Linked DNA regions of Homo sapiens: region 2 is linked to region 1. A link is a contact called in ENCODE Hi-C or POLR2A ChIA-PET data. All regions are on one chromosome and are shown on one strand. The core of a region is the stretch at or near the end of the contact, and the rest is flanking DNA. Distances in the headings are between cores, read along the strand shown. Region 1 has its middle 14 kb from the start of BCL2L1-AS1. Region 2 overlaps TPX2 (TPX2 microtubule nucleation factor).

Evidence for each region. Hi-C counts contacts between places; a loop is a spot of excess contacts on that map. ChIA-PET counts read pairs that join two places held with the same protein, here RNA polymerase II (POLR2A). Pooled maps may share reads with other maps.
Region 2: POLR2A ChIA-PET joins it to region 1 with 14 read pairs in Panc1. The contact joins two enhancer-like sites. A Hi-C loop is called at or near these places in 6 of 37 single-sample maps with no recorded cell type and 14 of 50 pooled maps. POLR2A ChIA-PET finds 5 or more read pairs at or near these places in 25 of 52 experiments (A549, AG04450, CD4-positive, alpha-beta T cell and 20 more).

The regions. Positions count from the first base shown.
Region 1 is chr20:31,660,031-31,663,027 of GRCh38, reverse strand. No RefSeq gene overlaps it. Among named protein-coding and RNA genes, the nearest start is that of BCL2L1-AS1, 14 kb to the left of the region's middle. RefSeq lists a silencer at 1,186-1,375 and an enhancer at 953-1,680. Within about 2 kb of position 1,447, at least 25 of the 41 ENCODE cell types and tissues checked have a DNase peak (open chromatin) inside an H3K27ac peak, as active enhancers do.
Region 2 is chr20:31,746,407-31,749,403 of GRCh38, reverse strand. All of the region lies in intron 2 of TPX2 (TPX2 microtubule nucleation factor), which reads right to left. Among named protein-coding and RNA genes, the nearest start is that of TPX2, 8.6 kb to the right of the region's middle. Within about 2 kb of position 1,548, at least 2 of the 41 ENCODE cell types and tissues checked have a DNase peak (open chromatin) inside an H3K27ac peak, as active enhancers do.

The sequences.
Region 1 (2,997 bases), core at 198-2,697:
TGAGTTGCTTTGGGGAGAGGAGTTCTAGTTTCTATGACCCACCTTGGGGAAGAGGAATGAATGCTAGTTTCTGTTACTTGCTTCAGGGGAGAAAGAGAAATGGGAGACAGCAAGGCAGGAGAAAGTCAGAGATCTTGTTTCTGAGGCCTTTCAGCCTCCTTTAGTTCAAAGTATTCGGTATGCCAAAGTGCCATACTTTGGGGTATTGTTTTCTAAGCCCCAGTAAGGGCAAAGGAGGAAAAAGCAACGACCATGAGGAAGCGGTTTGGTCTTCTACCAAGACATGAAGGACTTAGTAGAGAAGGAGGTAAGAAGGGGTCAGACTTCAGATTTTTAAGGCACATCCCACAGGATTTCAGATGGAGTAGAGATAGCTTCAGAGAGACTCAAGGATGACAGATTTTTAGAATAGTGATGCCATTATAGATACAAAAATGAAGTGCATGTTTGAAGCCAGTGCAACCCAAGAGACTCATAGTAAGTGCGATCTGAGCTCGTCTGGGAATCAGGAGTCAGGGAGGGCTCCCTGGAGGAATTGACATGAGAGCCAGGGCCTGAAGAGTGCATCACGGTTAACTTAAAATTAAGTGGGGAGGCAGGAGAGTGGGCCTGGGGAAGAAGCAGTAAATGCACCAGATGAGCAGGCATTGTCTTCAGGCTGAAAAGCTGGTGTGTCCAGAGCTAAGAGAGAGGGCGCTGCTGGGTTTAAGATGATGACAGAGGGTGGGGTGAGAGGACTGAACTTGATCCTGAGGGCAGTGACAGCCAGAGAAAGGTGGTAAGTTAGGGAGTGATACAGCCCGAGAGCCCCCAAAACTCTGGCTGATGGGTGGAGAAGGTTCCGGAGGGGAAGCAGAGTGGAAACAAGGAGATCAGTGAGGAAGCCATGGTTTCATGAATGCTCCGGTTTTGAGGATGGACAGCCAGATTTGTGTCCCGGGTCGTCATTTCTCGAGCCGTGGCTTCCAGTGAGTGAGTTACCTACTCTCTCTGTGCCCCAGCTTTCCCCTCTACAAAATGGGTGTGATGGGCAATTGAATGAGATAACCTAGAAGCAGTGGAGGAGGACTGGATGTTGAGGGTGACCGCGGGGATGGACTCGGCATTCCCCCGGGCTCTCCAGGAGAAGAGAGGAGGTGCTGCACTCTCGGAGTCCCGCGTGGCCGCGTCCAGCGGTCCAGGAGGGGTCTGGGAAAAGCGGTCAGGAGCTCCAGCTGGAGGGCAGGCCTGGAGGTGGGACATGCCCCAGGCGCCCCGCCCCGCCCCGCCCCGCCCGCTTTTCGGAGTGGGCTTCACTGCCCCCTGGTGGCCACAGGATGCGACCTGAGAGCCAGCCCCAGCTCAAGCTGCTCCCGCTCAGTGCACACGACCTCTCTCGCCGGGGGGCCACTTTCCCCAATGTCCTCCATCCTCTACCCTACTCACCAGAAAAACAGCTACACTTCCAACCCTTAGGTACTGGATTCAGAGCTTGTATGGGCTCTCTGGAGCTTAGAATCGCCATCTTGTTTGGTTCAAGACCAAAGCCTCCAGCCTCCCACTCACGCCTTCCCCCACGATGTGTCCTCAGCTCCTGCCCCTAGCCATAGCCGTTCAAGTCCCTTCCTCACATTCTCCATGTGCTTCCAGAAATGTCTTCACTCGCTCTTTTATTTATTTATTTATTTATTTTTTATTTTTTGAGAGAGGGTCTCACTCTGTTGCCCAGGCTGGAGTGCAGTGGCCTGATCATAGCTCACTGCAGCCTCGACTTCCTGGGCTCAGGTGATCCTCCCACCTCAGCCTCCCACTGTGACTACAGGAGCACGCCACCATACCCGGCTAATTTTTTTGTATTTTTGCAGAGACAGGGTTTTGCCATGTTGCCCAGGCTGGTCTCGAACTCCTGGTCTCAAGCCATCACTTGGCCCCGGCCTCCCAAAGTGCTGGGATTACAGGCGTGAGCCACTGTGCCCAGCCCAGAAACATTTTTTCACATATTGGCACAGATATATATTTTGATCCTCCACTAATTTTTTACACAAATAGTAACATACTAAACACACTTTCCCTTGCTTTTTCCACCTGCATACTGTATCTTGTAGAGGTTTTTTTTTTTCTTTGAGACAGAGTCTCCTTCTGTCGCCCAAGCCGAAAGTGCAGTGGCATGATCTCGGCTCACTGCAACCTCCACCTTCCCGGTTCGAGAATTGCAATCTCCACCTTCTGGGTACAAGCAATTCTCCTATCTCAGCCTCCCAAGTAGCTGTGACTACAGGCGCACAACACCACGCCCAGCTAATTTTTGTGTTTACCCGACCTCAGGTGATCCATCCACCTTGGCCTCCCAAAGTGCTGGGATTACAGGCTTGAGCCACCTAGCCCAGCCTTGTAGAAGTTTCCATATTCACACATGAATCCCCATGTACTCACCAGGCAGTTTCAACAATTACCAACTGATGTCAACTTTATTCTTTTTTTCTAGCTGTGTGGTATTCCACAAGTTTTTAACCAGACCGCTCAGTGATTCCCAACTTTATATATTGCCATGGAACATGCTTGGAATTGCACAAAGGGAAAGCTGGAGGGGGTTTGGGACTCTCTATGTGGTTCTTGGTGAAAAACTCATTCAATTTCCATATATTACATATTTATGATGAAAGAAATGAAATATATTTCATAGAGAAAATATGAAGTTTTATCTTTGATTAAAACATCTAAATACATAAAATATTTTAAAATTTTTTCTTTAAAAACTTGACTTTGGTCCTGTAAATGCAACTTTTTATATGAGGTTTTATTATTGAAATGGCTCGGCCGGGCACGGTAGCTCACGCCTGTAATCCCAGCACTTTGGGAGGCTGAGGTTGGCGGATCATGAGGTCAGGAGTTCGAGACCAGAGCCTGGCCAGCATGGTGAAACCCCATCTCTACTGAAAAAAAAAAAAACAGAAAAAATTAGCCAGGAATGGTGGCGTGGTGGCGTGTGCCTGTAATCCCAGCTACTCTGGAGGCTGA
Region 2 (2,997 bases), core at 299-2,798, 86 kb before region 1:
TTATCTTCATTCTATACTGAGGGACTTGAGGCACAGAGAGATTTACTACTTATTCACAGTCATGCAGCTAAGAAGCAGTAAAGCCAGGATTCCAAATGGAATAGACACCGAAGGTGGTGTTCTTATCCACTGCCTATTTATTTAAAAATAGACATTTAAGCTGGGCGCGGTGGCTCACGCCTGTAATCCCAGCACTTTGGGAGGCCGAGGCGGGTGGATCATGAGGTCAAGAGATTGAGACCATCCTGGCTAACACAGTGAAACCCCGTCTCTACTAAAAATACAAAAAAATTAGCCAGGCGTGGTGGTGGATGCCTGTAGTCCCAGCTACTCGGGAGGCTGAGGCAGGAGAATGGCGTGAACCCAGGAGGCGGAGGTTGCAGTGAGCCGAGATCGCGCCACTGCACTCCAGCCTGGGCAACAAAGCAAGACTCTGTCTCAAAAAAAAAAAAAAAAATTCACATTTAAATAGATAAATAACAAATGTCATGGAGCAAGAGATAATAACTTCCAAATACTGTCTACTGTAGGCCAGGCACCTTACCAGACACTTCACATAAATCATCTCGTTTAAACTGCATTAACAATATAGACAATAGATAGATGTCTTTATAAATAAATGCTACCATCACCATTTTATAAACAAGGAAACAAGCTCAGAGAAGTTACACTATTCCAAGATCACCAAACTAATACATAGCAGTGTTGAGTTTTAAAAGAACAAGTCTGCAGGATTCCAAAATCTGGGGTCTCTCTAATGCACAAGTTTTCCTATAAACATTGCTTCAAAAAGGAGGTAGGTAATCAAATCATAAGATCCTGTTCAACAAAGACAAATCCTGCCCTTTATGAAAACTAAGCATCCCTGATATGCTCATAAAGAAAACTTTAGCAAATTACAAATCCTGTTATAAATATATTTGGAAAGCTCTGATCTGAATCTTCCCATAAATTTTTTAAAAAATCCATTGATTCCTCTTTTTTTAAGTATACTTTTCCATATGAAGTTTTTCCTCTATATAAGATGGTGGTTAGTGAAAACCTCAGTGATATTCTAGAGTAAAGAGACTATGAAGAGGGTTCAAGCAGCAGAAGAAAGGCTGTCCTCTGAGGTCTAAGACTACATTTGATTAGTGGGGAACAAACGGCGAGGGGTGCAAACCTAAGTACACTTAATCTTTAGGTGAAATTTTAAAAACAAAATATTATTTTCCTAACATGACCTGTTCTTTAAAAAAGCTTCTTTTAAGCTATATTTTGGTCTAGAATGGCCAACTCAGGAGACCATCCCCTCTCCCTGGAAAAAGAGAATAAATAAATACATATCCATTGAGAAGTCTGACTCTCTTCAATTAAGGCTGATAGGACAAGTACATCAAGAAAACGAAAAGCTAACTACTGGGTAATTTCGGTTTCACGACACTACCTCCCCCAGAAATAATAAATATGAGGATGTGAAATCTTCCAAAATTAAAGTCCACAGGGCCTAGTGGGAAATGGAACAGGCCAGAGCCAAAGGCAGCTGTTTAAATGAGAGAGCCCCAGGCATGGTGGGAACTGGATGCCTTCCTGCGTCCCTTAATCAAGATTGAATTTCTGTCAACAGGTCTCACCAAAAAAAAAAAAAAAAAAAAGGCACATGCGTCAACCACATTCCCCCAAACAAATCAAGTTGCCAAGCAAGAGAATCAGCTTCACATTTCAAAATTATCTGAATCTACCACAGCTTCAGATTCTTGCAAAACTAGAAATATTCTGCATGGAAAAATAGCTATTAATGACCAATATTCCTACAAAGACCCAAGGAAAAAGCCTATCCTGTATGCTATGAACCAATTAGGTTCCTCTAAAAACTGCCTATTCAATGCCATCCATCGTGTCTTATAGCCCATTTTTGTTTCCAAAAAGCGAAGACTAAAACGATAGATAGATAGATAGATAGACAGACAGACAGACAGACAGACAGAGATAGAGATATAAAATCTCGGCCGGGCACAGTGACTTATGCCTGTAATCCCAGTACTTTGGGAGGCCAAGGCAGGCGGATCACGAAGTCAGGAGTTCGAGATCAGCCAGGCCAACATGGTGAAACCCGTCTCTACTAAAAATACAAAAATTAGCGGGCGTGGTGGGTACGTGCCTTTAATCCCAGCTACTCGGGAGGCTGAGGCAGGAAAATAGCTTGAACCCAGGAGGTGGAGGCTGCAGTGAGCCGAGATTGCACCGCTGCACTCCAGCCTGGGACAGAGCGAGACTCCTTCTCAAACAACAACAACAAAAAAAAATCTCTTCCCTCCAAGAACGCACAATTGAATGGGGGAATGCAAACAATTACAATATAGGGCTATCCTTGCTGCAAGAGGGCATTAACAGAGAGCGCTCTGGAAGTGCAGAGAAGGAGAACAGCATAAAAGAGGATCAGAGATGGTTTCCTGATGTAAAAAATACTTAAAAGATACAGACAGACCTGCGGAGTTCTACAAGCTAAGAATGAACGTTGACTTTTTCTAGGGTAAGAGATAAATGGAAGGGGAAGACAAATACAAATTAGGAAGATTGCAGACAAAGCAATGTAACCTGTTCCCACATTCATCTGAAATTAACCTCCCATTGCCTCCCATCTTTCTTCACTCTCAAACCAAAAATAACTAGTCTTGACAAGCTCTATAAATCAAAAGGTGCAGGTTCAGACCGGGTTGGGGAAAGCTGCAAGAGGGTGCATTCTAAGCAGGGTGAAATAGGGGACTACCAGCTCCTGAGCAAAACAAAGACTTTGGTGTGACAGATGCTCTCAAACACCTTGCTATCCAGTCAGTGAGATATGACTTGCCTATTTCTATTAAAGAGAAAGTCATGAGTTAAACTGGTAATATAATAGAATAAACAGAGTAAGACAAGACTTCATTAGAAGTATAGTTAGTTAAGATGGTCCCATCCCAGGCAGTGCCATTTCTCCAGGGACATCCTCTCCTACTTTCACAAGGGATAAGAGATCCT